Regions from separate parts of the Homo sapiens genome. Here all the other regions are linked to region 1. Evidence: read pairs that join two places in POLR2A ChIA-PET (ENCODE). Cell type or tissue: GM12878. All regions are shown on one strand. Region 1 overlaps SBNO1 (strawberry notch homolog 1). Region 2 overlaps RILPL1 (Rab interacting lysosomal protein like 1). Region 3 overlaps MPHOSPH9 (M-phase phosphoprotein 9).

Region 1 (4,000 bases):
GCCCCCCCCCCCCTCCCCGACTAGTTTGGTTGATGGGCTATCAGTTTGCAGTCTCTCTGAGATGTTACTTAACTGCTAAGCCAATAAAAAACTTTTGGTATATAATGGACTGAAATGGAAATGTGAGAACCACATAAAACATTTCTTGAAGAAATATGCATTCTTAGTTTCCAAAAATCACCTTCCAAGTGCTGTTGGTAGACAATCACTAAGTAAACTGGGTACCGCCAGTAGCACTATTGTTCTCCTGGTTCCCATTCAAAACCTCAGCTACAGTTTGCTGCACTGTCTCCAATTCCATATTCTAGAACCAAGTCCCAAAATTCTTTTGGTATCGTTATGTACAGTCATCTCTTTTTTTCCTTTCCCCTCTCCGTTTTTCAATCCCCTCTGCAAGGTCTCTAGTACCCCTTCTTACTTCCCCCTTAGGTTAACCAACTTTCCAACCTCTCTCTTTTGCCTACTCCTACTCATCCCGAATCTGTCTTCCCTACCCCTTTACTCAGTCTGCACCCCAACTTCTCCTGAATCACTAACAGGTCCCTCCATGTCTACTGGCTCAATGGTGCTAGACTAAGTCCAAAGTCCTTCAAACTCAATTCAGCACAGGGCACCTTGGCCTCCCAGCACTTTGGGAGGCCGAGCTGGAGGGATCACTTGAGGTCAGGTATTCGAGACCAGCCTGGCCAATGTGGTAAAACCCCGTCTCTACTAAAAACACAAAAATTAGCCAGGGCTGGTGGTGGGCACCTGTAATCCCACCTACTCAGGAAGCTGAGGCAGAAGAATCGCTCGAACCTGGGAGGCGGAGATTGCAGTGAGCCAAGATTGCACCACTACACTCCAGCCTGGTCAACAGAGCAAGACTCCATCTCAAAAACAACAACAACAATAAAAACCTCAATTCAGGACCCTCCATGGAGCCCAGACCTACTATTCCCACTTCTTTCTACAAGCTAAGCTTCCTGGCTTATTTTCACCGAAGCACATACTCACTACCTCCCCTCTGTGCCCATTAATCCTTTAGCTCCCTTCCTAATATCCCACCTCAAAGTCTCGTCATACTCAAAACCCAAGCTCCATTATTCCCTCTCCATAAAGTCCACCAGGCCACTAGAGTTCAGGAAGGTCACCTCTTCCTCCAAATTCCTAACCTTTATTGTGAGTAGCACATTGCATACCATTTGATGTACTTTTCATTATTACTACTTAATCCAGATGGTTGTCAAATTTTGCTTACTGAAGGTAGAATCATGTAATAAATATACTTCTTGTAGAAACCTACTACATATTAACAATGTTATACATGGAGAATTTATTAAATAAATGTATGGAATCAATTGATCCAAAGCATACAGCATTTTCAAAATGTTAAGAATTCTAACCAGGCCGGGTGCAGTGGCTCACGCCTGTAATCTCAGCACTTTCGGAGGCTGAGGCGGGCAGATTACCTGAGGTCAGGAGTTCGAGACCATCCTGGCCAACATGGTGAAACCCCATTTCTACTAAAAATACAAAAATTAGCCAAGCATGGTGGCACATGCCTGTAATCCCAGCTACTTGAGAGGCTGAGGTGGGAGAATCACTTGAACCTGGGAGGTGGAGGTTACAGTGAGCCAAGATAGCACCACTGCACTCCAGCCTGGGCGATAAGAGTAAGACTCTGTCTCAAAAAAAAAAAAAAAAAAAAAAAAGAATCACTCATAACCAGATCATTATATGATCTGTCAATGCATTATGAGCTTTCTATTCAAGTTCGGTCCTAAAATGAACACAGTTATCAAATACTTTTCGTTAACCCCACATTGTCTTTTTTTCTGCTCAGATGAGATTTTTAACAGTAAGATATCAGTACTGCATGTTAGTGCCACACTCCATCAATCTGCAAGTTTTAACCACCCTGGTTAGTATCTATATTACTCCAGCGAGGTTTAAGCATATCCATTAGTTCCCACGCCTGTATAGCTTCTTCCCAACCCAAAAACAGCTTTCTGAGGGTTGTTCCATATAGAACACTTTTAGTTGAGTACACTCTCATACTACACAAAAATAAAGACACAGTTATTTGAAACTCACCATGGTTGGGGAAAAACTCCTCATCTTCATGTCGTTTATCCACATTCTAGCTCCTTCTTTATTAGAAGACTCTTTCTTTACTGTACCATTGCTTACATCAGCTGAGGAGGAAAAAGTCAAATTACATTTAGAAGAAAATTCTGAACTTATTTTCCCATTATTTAAAAATCCAGAAGTTTAAGGCTGCTGCGGTGGCTCACACCTGTAATCCCAGCATTTTTGGGACACCAAGGCGGGTGAATTACAAGGTCAGGAGTTCAAGACCAGCCTGGCCAAGATTGTGAAACCGCATCTCTACTAAAAATACAGAAACAAGCTGGGCGTGGTGGCGGGCACCTGTAATCCCAGCTACTCGGGAGACTGAGGCAGAGAATTGCTTGAACCTGGGAGGTGGAGGTTGAAATGAGCCGAGATTGCACCACTGCACTTCAGCCTGGGTGACAGAACAAGACTTTGTCTAAAAAAATAAAAATAAAAAACCCAGAAGTTTACATATTTCAAAAACCAAAGAATGTCAATCTGCCTATAACTAATTTATTTTTATTTATTTATTTTTGGAGTTTCACTCTTGTTGCCCAGGATGGAGTGCGTTGGCGCAATCTCAGCTGACTGCAACCTCCTCCTCCCGAGTTCAAGCGATTCTCCTGCCTCAGACCCCCAAGTAGCTGGGATTACAGGAATGCGCCACCATGCCTGCCTAATTTTGTAATTTTTTTTTTAAGTAAAAACGGAGTTTCTCCATGTTGGTCAGGCTGGTCTTGAACTCCCAACCTCAGGTGATCTGCCCACTTTGGCATCCCAAAGTGCTGGGATTACAGGCGTGAGCCACCGCACCTGGCCTCTATTACTAATTTAAATTAAGCACAGGCATGAAAACATGTAAACCCATGTGTCTTTATGGAAGTAAAGAATTAACTTTAGAAAACAACTCAAAAGGAACGTGTGCAAGGGAAGCTTGAAAATTATTTATCAGAAAGATACCCAAAAGCCAGCATTACTTTGAGACACTTCATTTGACTCATTAAAAATAAACAAGGCCGGCGCAGTGGCTCACGCCTGTAATCCCAGCACTTTGGGAGGCCGAGGAGGCCCAGTCTCTACTAAAAATACAAAATTAGCCGGGCATGGTGGCGCATGCTCATAATCCCAGCTACTTGGGAGGCTGAGGCAGAGAACTGCTTGAACCCGGGAGGCGGAGGCTGCAGTGAGCTGAGATTGCATCATTGAACTCCAGCCTGGGCAACAAGAGTAAAACTCTGTCTCAAAAAAATTAATTAATTAATTAATTAAAATTTAAAAAAATACAAAAAAAAATTAGCTGGGCGTGGTGGCGGGCGCCTGTAGTCCCAGCTACTAGGGAGGCTGAGGCAGGAGAATGGCATGAAAACAGGAGGCAGAGCCTGCAATGAGCCGAGATCGCGCCACTGCACTCCAGCCTGGGCGACAGATCAAGACTCTCAAAAAAGAAAAAAAACAAAAAAACCCAAAACCTGGGGTTATCACCCAAACAGAATCAATTTCATGTGATCTGGTGGTACTTACTAATTTTCAAGGCAAAATAATTATTTCTAGAAGAAGAAAAATCAATTTGGGAACTCCTTACTTCCTCCTGCTCCCAGAGTAAAGATCTAAACAATGAACACTTTCTTCTATACCACTGGTTTTCAAACTCTTTTAAATATAGCAATAAAATCTCAGAATCCACTTATCAATCAGCAGAGCTACTTGACTGAATAGGGGTGGGAGGTATCCAGTCCAGAACCCCTGGAACCAGCCTTCAGCCTCCAAGAATCCCTGAAGTCCTCACAGTACCTGGAATTCTTGAGATAGAGGTGCGGAAATCACTGCCTTTAGGGAAGAGAGTGCTAACATCAGGAGAGCTGATCAGCATTTCATCTATTCTAGCAAAAGATGAAGAGTATTT
Region 2 (4,000 bases), 140 kb after region 1:
GTGATTGGGTTAGGGATAGTCATGTGACCCAGCTGGAGCCAATGGGACTCATTTCTGTGACTGATGGAAATCTTGGGAACAGAGACTCTGCACTGGAGTTTCAGACAGAAGAAAATGAAACCTGGCCGGGCGCGGTGGCTCACGCCTGTAATCCCAGCACTTTGGGAGGCCGAGGCGGGTGGATCACCTGAAGTCAGGAGTTAGAGACCAGCCTGGCCAACATGGTGAAACTCCGTCTCTACTAAAATTACAAAACTTAGCCGGGCGTAGAGGCAGATGCCTCTAATCCCAGCTACTCGGGAGGCTGAGACAGGAGAGAACTGCTTGAACCCGGGAGGTGGAGGCTGCAGTGAGCTGAGATTGTGCCACTGCACTCCAGCCTCGGCAATGGAGTGAGACTCCCTCTCAAAAAAAAAAAAAAAGAAAGAAAGAAAATGAAACCTGAGCCAAGGGCTGCCATGCTGCCATCCTCAGGCTGGACTGGACACCCAAGAATGGAGCCCACAGAGGAAAACCAAGCCAGGGGTGGAGGAAACAAGGCCTGGATCCAGCTGAGCCCCACGCTGTGGCAAGTTGGAACTTTTAGTTCCTTAGCCAAATTTGTTTTCTTTTTTTTTTTTTTGAGGCGGAGTTTCACTCTTGTTGCCCAAACTGGAGTGCAATGGCACGATCTTGGCTCACTGCAACCTCTGTCTCCCAGGTTCAAGCGATTCTCCTGCCTCAGCCTCCCAAGTAGCTGGGATTACAGGTGTGTGCCACCACGCCCGGCTGATTTTTGTATTTTTAGTGGAGATGGGGTTTCTCCGTATTGGTCAGGCTGGTCTCAAACTCCCGACCTCAGCTGATCCACTCGCCTCGGCCTCCCAAAGTGCTGGGATTACAAGCCTGAGCCACCGAGCCCAGCCCCAAATTTGTTTTGTTTTCTTTTTTCTTTTTTGAGATGGAGTCTCGCTCTGTCGCTCAGAGGCTGGAGTACAATGGCACAATCTCAGCTCACTGCAACCTCTGCCTCCCGGGTTCAAGCAATTTTCCTGCCTCAGCCTCCTGAGTAGCTGGGACTACAGGCATGTGACCACCACGCCCAGCTAATTTTTGTAGTTTTAGTAGAAATGAGGTTTCACCATGTTGGCCAGGTTGGTCTTGAACTTCTGACCTCATGATCCACCCACCTAGACCTCCCAAAGTGCTGGGATTACAGGCGTGAGCTACTGCGCCTGGCCTCCAAATTCGTTTTCTTAGGTTACTTTGAGTTGAGTTTCAATTGCAAATGGAAGGTTACTACTGAATCCATGATCTAAATGGTGTTGGGATCTAGAGGAAGCTTTTCTGGTGCCATGCGTCTTCCCTAGGAAATGTTTATCTCTAACCAGAACTGGGGCCACACTCCCTCCCCAGTGCATCAGGGACCTGGGGCCAAACTCCTAAGCAGCCTGAATGAAGCTGGAAGGGAGTCGTGCACCAGCCTGTACTCTCTAGCAATATCCGGCTAATTTTAAATTTTTTTGTAGAGACAGAGTCTCACTACGTGGCCCAGGTTGGTCTCAAACTCCTGGCCTCAAGTGATCCTTCTGCCTTGGCCTTTCAGAGTGCTGGGATTACAGATGTGAGCTGCCATGCCCAGCAAAGGGCATCATTTTCTTTCTTTCTTTTTTATCCCTCTCTCTCTCTCTTTTTTTTTTTTTTTCGAGACAGGGTTTCGCTCTGTCACCCTAGCTGGAGTGCAGTGGTACAATCTTGGCTCACTGAAGCCTCAACCTCCTGGGCTCAAACAATCCTCCCACTTCAGCCTCCCAAGTAGCTGGGACCATACCCAGCTAATTTTTGTATTTTTTGTAGAGAGGTGGTTTCACCATGTTGCCCAGGTTGGTCTTGAACTCCTGAGCTCAAGTGATCCTCCCACCTCTGCCTCCCAAAATGCTGAGATTACAGGTGTGAGCTACCGCACCCAGCCCCAAGGGCACCATTTTCTAAGAGGAGAGGGCCCAGCAGTGACAAACCTGCACGGCTCTGCATTGTCTACTCACAGGGCAAGAACTAACCAAGAATTTCCAAACATAACTGGATTTTAAAGGTTGGGGTATATGGGTAACACTCCACTTCCTCTCCCTACACGATCCGACTGGCTTTCCAACCCACACGCCCTGTTTTCACAAAGTTTCTTGTGGGTTTTGGAGGAAAGAACTGAAACCTCTTCTGTACTAAGCCTTGGATAGAACTGGAAGGCAGGCCCAGAGCCTGGAAGACCGTCTCAGGGGAGAGAATGCAGCTCCAACACTGCAAGCACAAGGCTGTCTTGCAGAGAGCTCACAGTGTGGGCTCTGGGGCCAGGCTACCTGGGTTTGAGCCCTGGTTCTGCCTCTTATTAGCTGAATGACCCTAGGCAGGTGCCTCTGTTTCCTTAACTATAAAATGGGAATGATGATGCTTCCACCCCACAACACCATGCTGAGGACTCAATGAGATATTCTGTGGGAACAGGACCCAGCACGTGTTAGCTTCTTAGTAGATACTGTCTAACAAAACCAGAGGTGTTAACCCTTTATCTGAAGAGTCTTAGAGGTCCATGAACCTCCTGAAATTGTTCACAAATTTTACAGATTTCTCTGGGGGAAATTTCAGGAGGTTTTATCACAACCTCAAAGGAATCTGTTGATGCCAAGAACCACTGAAGTAGCTTAAAGTCTAGTTGAGGGCAGGGACTAGGTCACTCTTTTTTGCGGGGTTCTCCTGCAGCAACCAAGGCCTGACTCTGCATGCGTTATGCAGTAACCCCTGCTTAATGGACAGAGGGCTACATGGATGAGTCATCAGAGAACTGCATAGATGGGGTGGACCCAGGGCCACCTGACATCTCAGAGCTGAGGTCTCAAGCTTCAGATGCACAACCCACCCCTACCTCGCTACCCTTATTTCCTGTCCTCAAAGGCCCAGAGATGCACCCCACCCCCATGAAACACACTCCAGCAAGCTCCTGAGTATCAGCCACTGGCCCAAGCCTCTCCCCTCTCGCCTCCCGCACTCCCCAAACCTCTCTGCCCAGAGACCCCCAGGAGGGACTCAGCATTCAGGAAGGGAGATGAACTCAAAGTCGGGGGCCAGGCCAGACGTCTCAGCAGGATGTGGTTAGTCACAAGCCTGGCCCTGGGAGCAGGTGCCAAGGAGGAAAAGTCAAAGGACACGTGAACCGCCAGGTCAGCCGAGCGCAGAAGCTGGCAGCGCATCACTTACAGTCGCTTGATGCCCGACTCCGGCTGGGGGGACGTCCTCGGGTGGGCGATGGGTGGGGGTTGGGGTATTCGGTTTTCCTCTTCCATTTCTTCACTGGAAGGAGATGAGAGGCGTGAGATAAAAGAGTCAAAAGTTCCTTGAGAACTGGAACATTCCAGAAGAGAAGTGTCTGATGGTCTGAGAGGGTGCATGCTTTTTAGGGGACCCGCATCTGTATTTCCAGTTTATTCTGAAGAGTCCAGCCAAATAGAACCACTCCCCGTTTCCTGTCCTTACACAGGCTTCCCTGTCGCTACACCTCTGTGGTTTCTTCTACCCAGAATATACCTGTCACTCCTCAACATCTCCCATATCTAAATACTACCCTATCCTTTCAGGAAGGCCCAGTTCAAATGCTGCTTCCTCCAGGAGGCCTTCCGATTTCCACCCCATCCACAAACTCGAAGAAGTGATCTCTCCCACTCTCCCATCTTTTTTTTTTTTTTTTTTTTTTGAGACAGGGTCTCATTCTGTTGCCCAGGCTCGAGTGCAGTGGTACAAACATACATAGCTCACTGCAGCCTTGACCTTGGGCTGAAATGATCCTCCTGCTTCAGCCTCCCAAGTGGCTGGGACTACAGGGTGAGCCACCATACCTGGCTAATTTTTAAAAATTTTTGTGTAGAGATGGGGGTCCCACTATGTTGCCCAGGCTGGTTTCGAGTCCTGGGTTCAAGTGATCCGCCTGCCTCGGCCTCGCAAAGTGCTGGGATGACAGGCATGAGCCACCGCG
Region 3 (4,000 bases), 140 kb before region 1:
TTAAAAGGGTAAGTTTTATGGTATGCAAATTATATTGCAAAAAATTAAAAAAAAATTTTTTTTTGAGACAGGGTCATGCTCTCTTGCCCAGGCTACAGTGCTGTGGCGCAATCATGATCCCTGCAGCCTCAACTTCCTGGGATCAAGTCATCCTCCTGCCTCAGTCTCCCGAGTAGCTGGGACCACAGCTGTGCACCACCATGCCCAGCTAATTTGTAGAGACAGAGGTCTCTGTATGTTACCCAGGCTGGTCTCGAACTCCTGGGCTCAAGCAACTCTCCCACCTCAGCCTCCCAAAGTGCTAGGATTACTGACATGAGCCACCACACCTGGCCAAAAGGTAAGTTTTAAAAGGGTAAAGTTTAGGCCAGGTGCGGTGGCTCACACCTGTAATCCCGGCACTCTGGGAGGCCGAGGTGGGTGGATCACGAGGTCAGGCATTACAAACCAGCCTGACCCCCATGGTGAAACCCCATCTCTAGTAAAAACACAAAAATTAGCTGGGCACGGTGGCATGCACCTGTAGTCCCAGCTACTAGGGAGGCTGAGGCAGGAGAATCGCCTGAACCTGGGAGGCGAAGGTTGCAGTGAGCTGAGATCGCGCAACTGCACTACAGCCTGGGCGACAGAGCGAGACTCCATCTCAAAAAAAAGAAAAAAAAAAAAAAAGGGTGCAGTGGCTCACGCCTGTAATCCCAGCACTTTGGGAGGCCGAGGCAGGAGGATCACAAGGTCAGGAGATCGAGACCATCCTGGCTAACACGGTGAAACCCCGTCTCTACTAAAAAATACAAAAAATTAGCTGGGCGTGGTGGAGGGCGCCTGTAGTCCCAGCTACTCAGGAGGCTGAGGCAGGAGAATGGCGTGAACCCGGGAGGCGGAGCTTGCAGTGAGCCAAGACCGCGCCACTGCACTCCAGCCTGGGCAACAGAGCGAGACTCCGTCTCAAAAAAAAAAAAAAGGGTAAAGTTTATAGCATTATATGAAGCCAACAGCACTAAAAATATAAACTTCATAAGCCTTCCTTAAAAAGACAAGAAACATAACTGATGTTATCACGAAATAATTCATTTGTCTCACCAGAACACCCACCAAAAAAAGAGTACTTACCACTTCAATTTCCAGTAAGTTATTCTTATTTTCAAGTGTTCTCACGCGACTAGTAGCTTCATGCAAAGCACTATCTAATTGGCCACATCTAAAAACCATAAATTTAGCTTCAATTAGAAGATAAAATTATTACCCTTAAAAGTATTACATAAATCTAACCAATTCTCTAATATATAACATAAGACAAATTCTCCAGTGTTAACTAAGACTCAGGATGCCATTTTAATAGAATATAGCCCAATGAATCTAATAATATAGTATGTAGAGAAAAGGCTAAAATTGGCCAGGCACAGTGGCTCACACCTGTAATACTAACACTTTGGGAGGCTGAGGCAGGCAGATCACTTGAGGCCAGGAGTTCAAGATCAGCCTGGCCAACATGGTGAAACCCTATCTCTACTAAAAATACAAAAATTAGCTGGGCATGGTGGCATGTGCCTGTAGTCCCAGCTACTCAGGAGGCTGAGGTGGGAGGGTGGCTTGAACCTGGGAGGCTGAGGTTGCAGCGGGCTGAGATCACAACACTGCACTCCAGCCTGAGTGACAGAGTGAGAACCTGTCTCAAAAAAAAAAAAAAAAAAAAAAAAAGCCTAAAATAATTTTTTTAAAAGATATAAAAAAAAGACATGCATAAAATAGCTTGATCTTAGCTTGAAAAAAATCTGTATCTATATATATGCATTATGATTTCTGGAAAAATGCAAAAAATTAAATTTGGATTTGGGATTTGGGACTAGAGGTTGGGGTAGGGAGATTTACTTTTTTCTTTCTTTTTTTGAGACAGGATCTCACTCCATAACCCAGGTTGAAGTACAGTGGTGCAATCACGGTTCACTGCAGACTTAACCTTCTGGGATCAAGCAACCCTCCTGCCTCAACCTCCTGAGTATGCACCACCACACACAGCTAATTTGATTTTTTGTAGAGATGGGATCTCACTTTGTTGCCCAGGCTGGTCTCAAACTCCTGGACTCATGCGATCCAATTTACTTTTCATATTATGACCTTCTGTACTATTTCGAATTTAGCACGAATATAACTATTCTTATAATTAACTTCCTTTGTAAAGTTAATTATCACAGATCCTCAAAATAACAAAATACATAGAAGAATTCAGTTACCATCTTGACTCGGTGTTTAACATAGTATGAATAATAAAAGCTTTATTTATTTAGCACTGACTATACACCAGGTCTTTAAGCACGTTTCGTTTATCCTCACAATTCTGTCCATTAAGACTATCATTGGTCCCAGCCAGGCATGGTGGCTCACGCCTGTAATCCCAGCACTTTGAGAGGCCGAGGCCGGTGGATCACAAGGTCAGGAGATCGAGACCATCCTGGCTAAACCATCCTGGATAATACGGTGAAACCCCGTCTCTACTAAAATACAAAAAATTAGCCGGGCATGGTGGCGGGCGCCTGTAGTCCCAGCTACTCGGGAGGCTGAGGCAGGAGAATGGCATGAACCTGGGAGGCGGAGCTTGCAGTGAGCCGAGACAGCACCACTGTACTCCAGCCTAGGCGACAGAGACTCCATCTCAAAAAAAAAAAAAAAGAAAGAAAGAAAAAAAGATTATCATTGATCCCATTTTACAGTTGAGAAAACAAAGACAGTTCAGTTCCTCACTGAAAGTCACACAGATTGTAAGCAGTCACACTGGGAACATAAGCTGGGCACTCCTAGTTCATGATCCTAACCACTGTGCATTAATGCGGCACAGACATGAAATACTGATGAGACTATTCTTGAAAAAAAATCACTCAAATAATCAAGTGTGTGTTAATTGTATTTGACTTTTTTCAGTACTATGGATTCTAATGTGCCAGAGGATCACTGTCCCAAGTTCTAAATCCGTGACATAGTAATCTGATATCACAGCTGGCTAATGGCTCCATTTGTAACACCAGGGGGATTCTCCAATTTGCAATTTTAAGTTTGGAAAAAACCAGTGTATACACTGATAACAATGGTTTTTTATCTTGGGGGAAATCATTTCTCCAGTTCTAAATGACTGCCACGTATTTTGTTTCTACTGTCCTCTGTAACACAGCTTTTTTTTTTTTTAACCATAAGCCAGATCAAATCTTTTTTGGGAAGAGGAGAAAATAATGTACTGCTATTCATTTTACACAGTGATTACATCTACTCCAGTAACCAAGCCTGCCACTGTTATTAACTGCTATAATACAGCCATTTACTTAAAACCCTGGCTTCCAATTTGCTCCACCTATATTTGCTCATTGCCCTACACGCTCAAACATCTTCTAGTCATAAAAATGTTTTGACTGGCTATAATTTATTCTAGGTACCTTCTTTAGGACTGTTTTTAATCTTCAAAAGTTCACTGGCGGGCTTCTTTCATACTTGTTTTCCTACAGGAAGTAACTACAGTCATCTTTGCATTTTTTTTTTTTTTTTTGAAACTGAGTCTCACTCTGTCGCCCAGGCTGGAGTGCAGGAGTGCAGTGACACAATTTCGGCTCACTGTAACCTCTGCCTCTCGGGTTCAAGTGATTCTCCTGCCTCAGCCTCCCGAGTATCTGGGACTACAGGTGCGCACCACCACATCCAGCTGCTTTTTGTATATTTAGTAGAGACAGAGTTTCAATATGTTGTCTAGGCTGGTCTTGAACTCCTAACCTCTAGTGATCTGCCTGCCTCGGCCTCCCAAACTGCTGGGATTACAGGTGTGAGCCACCACACTCAGCCTCATCTTTGCCTTCTAAACAAAAACAATAATAAAAAAACCAACTTCCCATAACCTGCTATCTACTGTTTGTGTCGTAAAAAACCTAAACCTGTCTCTTTTCTTTTGGTTTGGCTCTTTTTCAAATTACTTTTCCCTACCATTGTACCCCCACACTACTAAATGCAAAATGAAAGCTGT

Evidence for each region. ChIA-PET counts read pairs that join two places held together with the same protein. Peaks named below come from ENCODE experiments on the same cell type or tissue, not always from the same donor. Only the 100,000 strongest peaks of a DNase experiment are listed, where the experiment ranks them.
Region 2: POLR2A ChIA-PET joins it to region 1 with 6 read pairs; 2 of 35 experiments call an interaction of 5 or more read pairs at or near these places.
Region 3: POLR2A ChIA-PET joins it to region 1 with 6 read pairs; 4 of 35 experiments call an interaction of 5 or more read pairs at or near these places.

The regions. Positions count from the first base shown.
Region 1 is chr12:123,338,912-123,342,911 of GRCh38, forward strand. It overlaps SBNO1 (strawberry notch homolog 1), which reads right to left. Exons shown (of 32, transcript NM_001167856.3): 5 at 2,077-2,177. Among named protein-coding and RNA genes, the nearest start is that of MIR8072, 24 kb to the right of the region's middle. RefSeq lists a silencer at 2,257-2,480. In GM12878, no CTCF peak of the experiment used is centred here; a DNase peak (open chromatin) is centred at 1,820.
Region 2 is chr12:123,480,952-123,484,951 of GRCh38, forward strand. It overlaps RILPL1 (Rab interacting lysosomal protein like 1), which reads right to left. Exons shown (of 7, transcript NM_178314.5): 6 at 3,229-3,321. Among named protein-coding and RNA genes, the nearest start is that of SNRNP35, 25 kb to the left of the region's middle. In GM12878, no CTCF peak of the experiment used is centred here; no DNase peak of the experiment used is centred here.
Region 3 is chr12:123,197,137-123,201,136 of GRCh38, forward strand. MPHOSPH9 (M-phase phosphoprotein 9) reads right to left here. Exons shown (of 24, transcript NM_022782.4): 12 at 1,111-1,198. Among named protein-coding and RNA genes, the nearest start is that of MPHOSPH9, 34 kb to the right of the region's middle. In GM12878, no CTCF peak of the experiment used is centred here; no DNase peak of the experiment used is centred here.